3 separate regions of the Homo sapiens genome follow, and regions 1 and 2 are each linked to region 3. The links are chromatin contacts, found by Hi-C in ENCODE. All regions are on one chromosome and are shown on one strand. The core of a region is the stretch at or near the end of the contact, and the rest is flanking DNA. Distances in the headings are between cores, read along the strand shown. Region 1 overlaps LOC105376993 (a long non-coding RNA gene). Region 2 has its middle 43 kb from the start of UBE2E1. Region 3 has its middle 130 kb from the start of UBE2E2-DT.

What was found. A loop is a pair of places that touch in the nucleus more often than their neighbours do. Pooled maps may share reads with other maps.
Region 1: a pooled map shows a loop between it and region 3 (4-fold over the local background). The contact joins two enhancer-like sites. A Hi-C loop is called at or near these places in 3 of 37 single-sample maps with no recorded cell type and 3 of 50 pooled maps.
Region 2: a map with no recorded cell type shows a loop between it and region 3 (3-fold over the local background). The contact joins two enhancer-like sites. A Hi-C loop is called at or near these places in 4 of 37 single-sample maps with no recorded cell type and 4 of 50 pooled maps.

Annotation. Positions count from the first base shown.
Region 1 is chr3:23,652,340-23,655,039 of GRCh38, reverse strand. It overlaps LOC105376993 (a long non-coding RNA gene), which reads right to left. Exons shown (of 3, transcript XR_940651.3): 3 at 56-372. Among named protein-coding and RNA genes, the nearest start is that of UBE2E1, 150 kb to the left of the region's middle. RefSeq lists a silencer at 112-295. Within about 2 kb of position 1,304, at least 3 of the 41 ENCODE cell types and tissues checked have a DNase peak (open chromatin) inside an H3K27ac peak, as active enhancers do.
Region 2 is chr3:23,761,787-23,764,486 of GRCh38, reverse strand. No RefSeq gene overlaps it. Among named protein-coding and RNA genes, the nearest start is that of UBE2E1, 43 kb to the left of the region's middle. RefSeq lists a silencer at 1,172-1,221. Within about 2 kb of position 1,351, at least 11 of the 41 ENCODE cell types and tissues checked have a DNase peak (open chromatin) inside an H3K27ac peak, as active enhancers do.
Region 3 is chr3:23,070,507-23,073,206 of GRCh38, reverse strand. No RefSeq gene overlaps it. Among named protein-coding and RNA genes, the nearest start is that of UBE2E2-DT, 130 kb to the left of the region's middle. RefSeq lists enhancers at 1,797-1,866, 1,877-1,926. Within about 2 kb of position 1,291, at least 2 of the 41 ENCODE cell types and tissues checked have a DNase peak (open chromatin) inside an H3K27ac peak, as active enhancers do.

The sequences.
Region 1 (2,700 bases), core at 55-2,554, 580 kb before region 3:
TGTATTTAAAAGTAATAAAATAGAATTTCATTCATAAATTGAGTCTGTTGCCATCTCCATGCTCTCTCCTGTTTATTCCCGATTCATGGCAAAAAGACTGTTGCCCAGGGCTTTGCAATGAAGAGAAAAATCAGCTTCAAATCCAAGCTCACAACTTACTAGCTCTTTGGCCTTGGGCAATTTATTGAACTTTTCTGAGAACTGTCTGCAAGTGTGTGTCAAGTCCCTTCAGGCAGCTTGCCACAGAGCAGGTGCTCAAACCGTTGTTATCTGCCCCAGGTGTCTTGCTACCTTCCTGCCACACCATTTGGAACTTCATATTAGGGTTGCTTCTCTGGTTTTGAAATTGGTCATCTTCTCTGGTTTCCAGGCCTTGTATTAAATGCAAACAAAATTTAAGGGCTTGCCAAAAACAAAAACAAACAAACAAACAAAACTCAGTAATTAAAAAATATAGCATCGTAATCCAATCAAAATTGATATTTAAAAAATTCCACAATGAACAAGATAACAGACATTTAATAAAGGTAGCCTTAGTCCTGTCCCAAATTCCTTTTCAAACCCTTCCCCCAATTCTGCCAATTCCTCTTGATTCCAATTCCTTCATGCCTTGCTCTCAAAGAATTACTTGAAAGTCATAAGATATAACTCACGTAGTCCAGGCACATGTTGCCACGTGGCTATTTTTTATTTTTGTAGACATGAGGTCTTCCTATGTTGCCCAGGCTGGTCTTGAACTCCTGGCCTCCAGCGATCATCATGCTTCGGCCTCCCAAAGTGCTAAGATTACAGACATGAGCCACCATGCTGGGCCTATTCTTTCTTAAATGTACCTTAGCTCACATTTAGTTTAAGGTTTAAAATTAGAAGTGTTTTGATCTTTATTTAGAAGTTTAATGTTTTTGTGATCAGAAACGTGCCAAGGGAACTTAACTCTTGTTTGTATCAGTTAGCCTTCAGTAAAATTGATCTGTCCTATGTCGTTCCGCTTAAAGTTGCAGTTTCCAAAGACCTATTGACAGTGTCAACTGAGGACTTACCCTCCAATGAAGACAAGAGGGAGGTCAGCTTTCTCAGGAAGCAGCCCTGGTGGCTCATTTGGCTTTTTCCACTTACCTTTCTGCTTCTCCCCTCCTTTAAAGACAGCATTTGTAACCTCCTTTGCATAACTGAATCTTCTAGAGTTTACAGACCCATAAAAGAAAGCAGACAACAGGGAACCGTGTGAAATGAAGCTGCTTAGGAAAGTCACTGTGAGCTTTGGAGGTGGAGGACTTGGTGGATTAGAAACTGAAACTGAACGTTTGAAATTATAAATAACACTCAGGTGCTTGCTTTTTATTTTAAGAAACTTGAACATTTTCATTGCTGGGGGAAAAGGTCAGTGAGGTTTTCCTTGGCCCTCTTCTTTCTACACATCTTGAAAAGTAATCTCTGAAGTAGGACTTCTAGTTAAATCCCTATAGATTTATTTTTCCCCATCAAGGGACGGTGTTCTAAAAACTTAGCAACAATAAGCAAAATTTCTTTGGGCAGAAGTAAAAATTCTAGACACACAAGCAGTATCATACAAACACAGATGGAGAAATTTAATAAATGAGAGTATCTTAAAGATTGGTTCCATTGTATTAGATAGAAATTTTAAGATACTTAAGTTTGGGTTTTAATTCCTAATCTCTGGACAAGTTGCAAATTTTAATTTTAATTTTAATTATTAGATTTTTTAAAATTATACTTTAAGTTCTAGGTTACATGTGCACAACGTGCGGGTTTGTTACATATGTATACATGTGCCATGTTGGTGTGCTGCACCCGTTAACTCACCATTTACATTAGGTGTATCTCCTAGTGCTATCCCTCCTCCCTCTCCCCACCCCACTACAGGCCCCAGTGTGTGATGTTCCCCACCCCGTGTCCAAGTGTTCTCATTGTTCAATTCCCACCTATGAGTGAGAACATGCGGTGTTTGGTTTTCTGTCCTTGCAATAGTTTGCTCAGAATGATGGTTTCCAGCTTCATCCATGTCCCTACAAAGGACATGAACTCATCATTTTTTATGGCTGCATAATATTCCATGGTGTATATGTGCCACATTTTCTTAATCCAGTCCATCCCTGATGGACATTTGGGTTGGTTCCAAGTCTTTGCTATTGTGAATAGTGCCGCAATAAACATACGTGTGCATGTGTCTTTATAGCAGCAGGATTTATAATCCTCTGGGTATATGCCCAGTAATGGGATTGCTGGGTCAAATGGTATTTCTAGTTCTAGATCCTTGAGGAATCGCCACACTGACTTCCACAATGGTTGAACTAGTTTACAGTCCCACCAACAGTGTAAAAGCATTCCTATTTCTTCACATCCTCTCCAGCATCTGTTGTTTCCTGACTTTTTAATGATCGCCATTCTAACTGGTGTGAGATGGTATCTCATTGTGGTTTTGATTTGCATTTCTCTGATGGCCAGTGACGATGAGCATTTTTTCATGTGTCTGTTGGCTGCATAAATGTCTTCTTTTGAGAAGTGTCTTTTCATATACTTCACCCACTTTTTGATGGGGTTGTTTGATTTTTTCTTGTAAATTTGTTTAAGTTCTTTGTAGATTCTGGATTGGATATTAGACCTTTTTCAGATGGGTAGATTGCAAAAATTTTCTCCCATTCTGTAGGTTGCCTGTTCACTCTGATGGTAGTTTCTTTT
Region 2 (2,700 bases), core at 102-2,601, 690 kb before region 3:
TTCTTTTGCACAATCTTTTCTTCTCTATGGTATCACTGAGGATTTGTTGCCTATAAAAATGTGAGGGAAATTAATTAAAAGTATTTATTTTGCCCCAATTAGAGATGAACTATGGGGGGCTCTAGCAGAGAATAGCAAAGACCCCTGTGGAACTATGAGATCCCTGTAAATATTCTGAGATGCAACTACATAGCTTCAGACCCTGGAATGGGAGGGAAACCCCTGCATAGGGAGCAGTAAATTACCAACTTCTCCAGTAAATGAGAAAGTGACTCTGCTGGCCACTGGGAGCGGGGCTGCAGAAGCCCTATGAGGTTTTCTGGAGGAATCCTGCTTCCGTTCCTTCCCATTTCCCAGGTTTGGCTCAACACCGTGATCCATGGTTACTGCGACCCTCAGGAAATTGCTGCTGTGGGAGCCTCCTCTTTTCCCAATCTACCATGCATACTCTTATTAGTCTTCAGACAATAATAATAATAATAATAATAATAATTATTATTATTATTATTATTATTTTGATGGAGTCTCGCTCTGTCGCCCAGGCTGGAGTGCAGTGCGCGATCTCGGCTCACTGCAAGCTCCGCCTCCCGGGTTCATGCCAATCTCCTGCCTCAGCCTCCCCAGTAGCTGGGACTACAGGCGCCTGCCACCATGCCCGGCTAATTTTTGTGTTTTTAGTAGAGACGGGGTTTCACCGTGTTAGCCAGGATGGTCTCCATCTCCTGACCTCGTGATCCGCCCGCCTCGGTCCCCCAAAGTGCTGGGATTACAGGCGTGAGCCACCGCGCCCGGCCTCAAAAATTAATTTTGAAAATAATGATATAATCTTTAAAAGAATTGTATTTCCAGTGGGCAGCACTCGCTTGATACAGAGCAGCAGGGCCATGTAACCTGGCTTCTAAATCATCACCTCTTTGGGTCCGCACGTATTTTTTATTTTTTATTTTTCATGCTTCAAATGCACCTTTGCAGAAGGAGATGAACTGGGGGACATGTTAGCGCCTCCACGGGCCTGCTGAGCTCTGTTGGCTGCGTGTGCTAAAAATAACTGGAGAGGTTAAAAAAATGTTGAAGCAGATTTAGGGGCTCTTCTGGAAAATGAAACACAGAAGCTGGGCCCTGGGTGGTTCTATTTAAAGCCGATCATCATCTCATCCATTCCTGTGGATTTACATGCGAAGACTCTACTCCCCAGCGGCTGGCTGAGGGAAGGAGGGTCTGATCTGCGTTAGGACTCACCTCCTCCCACGACCCTCTGCAAAGCAGCAGCTGTCCAGAGAAAAAGGAGTGCGCTGGGTCTGGCAAGCAGCTCAGTTCTTTCCTTCCACAATTGTCCCTTTGAATTGAGGAAAGCGAAAATAAAGTTTTCAAGGCCAATTTCACAATTTCATCTTCTGTGAAAAGCAAAATCAACGAGGCTATGAAAAATTACAAGCAGTTAAAACACTTTCATGTCGTCTTTCCCAGAGAGAGAGAGAGAGAGAAAGAGAGGAAATCAGACTGCTTTGTTCAAAGCAACGGCCAACTCAAGCCCTTTTTTTTCTTTCTTTCTTTTCCTTTTTTTTTTTTTAAACACATCTGGTCTCAATCTTTATACACCAGTGGACAAAAGCAATTAGACAGCTCTGTTTTCCACGTCATAATAATGGAAGTCATATATTTTCCATGGCTGTCTCATTTGGTTACCCAGCTCTGCAGAAATGGACTAAATGGAATTTAAAATGTGGGTCTTTTCTTGACAGTGTTGTTAGTGACCTGAGGGATAAGTGCTCCAGCATCTTCTAGAACCACCAGAAGTGAAAGAATAGATATTGCAAGTGTAGGCAAATAAACCTCAACGTAATTTACATGCCTGTGGGACAGGCCCTTCACAATCCTGTCTTTCCAACAAGCCCGGGGGGACAGGGATGCCTTTTTAGGATGGGTTCAGATTTGGAACGATCTCTTGACAAATCTGCTAGAGGATGCTAGAGGAGCTTTCATTTAAGGTGAAACTTCCGCTTTCTCATTGTATTGGTGAGAATTCTCTTGGTTGCCAGGGAGAGTCAACCTAACCCAGCCTGAGTAAAACAGAGAATTGGTTCGTATAACTAACCATAAGAAGACGAATCTGGTCAGACTCAACTGATTCCGAGGCTTCTTGCAATGCTATCTTCTTTTCTGCTCCCTCCACCTCTCCCGAGATTAGCAACTCCAAGAAAAGGATTGGCTTGGTATCAACAGTTCCAGCAATAATTCTGTAGTTATTCTCACTAAGTCAGGTGCCCATCCTTAAAATGGCTACAGGCTTGGGTCAGTGGTCCATTCCTGAAGATGAGAGTGGGGTCTGCTCCATCAAACCACAGGACTGAGATTGGGTAGGGCCTGACTCCACGAAAGAAAATTGTGTTTCAGCTTCAAAAGAAGAAGGGATGGATGCAAGATGCCATAGCTAGCCTATGTGGGACCCTTGTGAGTTGGAAACAGGCACCCCCTCCAGGCTGATGCAGACCTATGCCCCCACTTCTTGGGGAGCAGATGGCACCTTTGACCTGCCTTCCTCTGGGCAGAAGAAAACCCACACCTAGGACAGATAGTTGAGTGAGCAGAACTAAAGGTGGATATTGACTCAATTGACTCCTTGGCAGGACAACATTGTGCTGTGTGACAGACACCTGAACACTGTAAGTGGTGGCACTGGTGGGCAGGAAAACCAACATA
Region 3 (2,700 bases), core at 42-2,541:
CAAATGCCAAAGAAGACAGAATAAGATGGAAAACTTTACCTTCAATCCTTGCTACTTTCCATAATCTCTTCCCTTTGTATATGAAATTACTGTTAACAGTTGATATGTGGCCTTCCAATTCTTTTTACTTGCATATATTTAACTTTTAAAATATGAAGAAAATTATTGAGAACAATTCATTGGAACATAAATATGAAATGATTTCATTTCTTAAAAATGACTTTCTCCCATATGTGATATTTTAAGTTTCCCTTTTTTGTTGGGTGGTGAGTAGGTTCCTTAATGAAACTTAGCCCTTTTCTATAGCTTTCCTGTTACTTTCAGTTACTATTAAAGTGGTATTATTTTTGGTATTTCACATTGTATTTATTTTGAAACTTCAGTCGTAAGTGCAATTTGGAGAGGGTCTCCCCCCAGCCTCAGTGAGGGCAGAGCTATGTGTGGCTCTAGCTACTTGGGTCCATGTGGGAGTGGGGGAAGGGAGCTTGCTTACAGCTTTTTCTTGGTGACTGTATCTGCTATTCCAGCCTTTGTGAGCTCAATGAGGATGGTGAAAGTATCAATATGCCCCATCTAAGAGAGGCTTGTTTCCATCAGCGGTGGTGGGCATAGGTATCCCTTTGTCATATTTAGACATCTCTTCCAGCCAAGGATGATATCCAGTCTCATTCTTTGATGGGGCACATCTTTTTCCTCTGCCACACCCAGCTATGGTAGTTCTAAGAAGGGTTCTTTCAGTCTCAACCGCTTGCTGAAACTACCCACCTCCAGAGCTGGCAGACATGCGGGATCCCATCTTCCATGTCTCTCAGAAATCAAGAACTCGAGGCAATTCTGACTTTCTTTCCACCTGGCACCTCCCCTATTCCTGCTTGTCGTCTCTCTCTGCTCTTTGCTATGTAGGTAGCATGGAGCAGATCATCAGGTCATCTGGATAAGCAGACATCATATAGGGATACAATGCCAGTCTTTTATTCTTGCGGTCACCCCAAATCTTTACAAGTGATTCTCTTGGAGCATCAGTGGAGATTGCCTACCTTGTTTTGGGGAAAGGGAAGCAATCCTTTCCCAATCCTCCATGGGAACCAGAGGGAATAGACTCTTGCTGTGAATTGCTATTCTAAGGCTGGTGATCTCCTCCCCTCTTAGTTCTCTTTTTACATAGACTAAAAGAGGGTCATGTGGTGGTGGGTGGTAGGACTGCTTCTGCATTTTTGTTTCCTCTTGTAAGGGCTGTGGGAGGTGGGTGGCCTCAGTGTTGGCTGCTTTGTGCACATAAAAACATGGAGTGTTTAGTGACTCTGTCTTCAGCCCTGCCCATTAGCGGAAATTCTGTACCATGAGATGAATCCAAGTTGACATCTTGTTTCATATCCTCAGTCACTAGAATGTGCTGTCATGCTGGTTGTTCTCTATTTGTCCCTCTGCTCAGGTTCTGTTCTCCATCCTTTCTGTCCTGTAATGTGCCCTGGAGAGCTGACTTCTGTGGATTATATTATCTTGGCTTCCTTCTCCTCTTGCTTCTGGTTTGTTTTGACTCATGGGAGGCACTGGTGTAAGGTTGGAGAGTAATAAGGAAATTGGGGTATTTATAACCCTGACCCTGTCCCAACTCATGTTCCTCTGTGGCTTCAGCTGCTGCCTGGTGGCCCCTCTTCCTTAGCTCCAGCTGTAACTATTCTCTCAGTTTAAGGCTGGTAAAACTTCCTGCTGGTGCTGATCCCTGTTGTATTACCATCCTGTGTGGGTTTCCTCAATCTCTTGCTGCTTCTTTGACTCTGTCCACACCTGTGAAGAGTCTCTTCATTAGAACAGTTTCAGTTAAATCCTTTGAGTGGGCCATCTGTTTCCTGCTGCGACCATGACAAATATGATCCCCCTTTCTATTACCAAAATATCTCGAGGTCTTGAATGTCATTACATATATATTTACTTACATGAGAAATGGCTGTGTAATCTAATATGAGGAAACCTCAGACACATCCAAATTAGGAGGCATTCTACAGAAATAATTGGAGTGAACTATTTATTTAAGAGATAGGGTCTCTTTCTGTCAGCCAGGCTGGAGTGCAGTGGAGTGATTGTGGCTCACTGCAGCCTCAACCTCCCAGGCTCAAGCTATCCTTCTGCCTCAGCCTCTTGAGTTGCTGAGACCACAGATGTGTGCTACCACACCCGGCAACTTTTTAAATGCTTTTATTGCAGAGACAGGGTCTCACCATGTTGCCCAGGCTGGTCTTGAACTCCTGGGCTCAAGCAATCCTCCCTCCTAGGCTTCCCAAAATGCTGGAATCATAGGCATGAGCCATTGTGCCCAGTTGCCTGTACTGCTTAAAAATGTCAAGGTCTCTGGGTGTGGTGGCGCAGGCCTGTAGTCCTGGTTTCTTGGGAGGCTGTGGTGGGAGGATCACTTGAGCCAAGGAGTTCGAGGCTGCAGTGAGATATGATCATACCACTGCACTCCAGCCTGGGGGATAGAGTAAGATCCTGGGTTAAAAAAAAAAAAAGTCAGTCATGAAAGACAATGGTGTCATGACCGCTGCAAAGTTAGAGATAACTGGGTTTATGCATGTTTGTGTCTTTCCATAAGGTCAGGCTTTTATTAATGCTATTTCAATCACAAGAGTCACAAACCGGCTGGGGGCGGTGGCTCACGCCTGTAATCCCAGCACCTTGGGAGGCCGAGACGGGCAGATCACA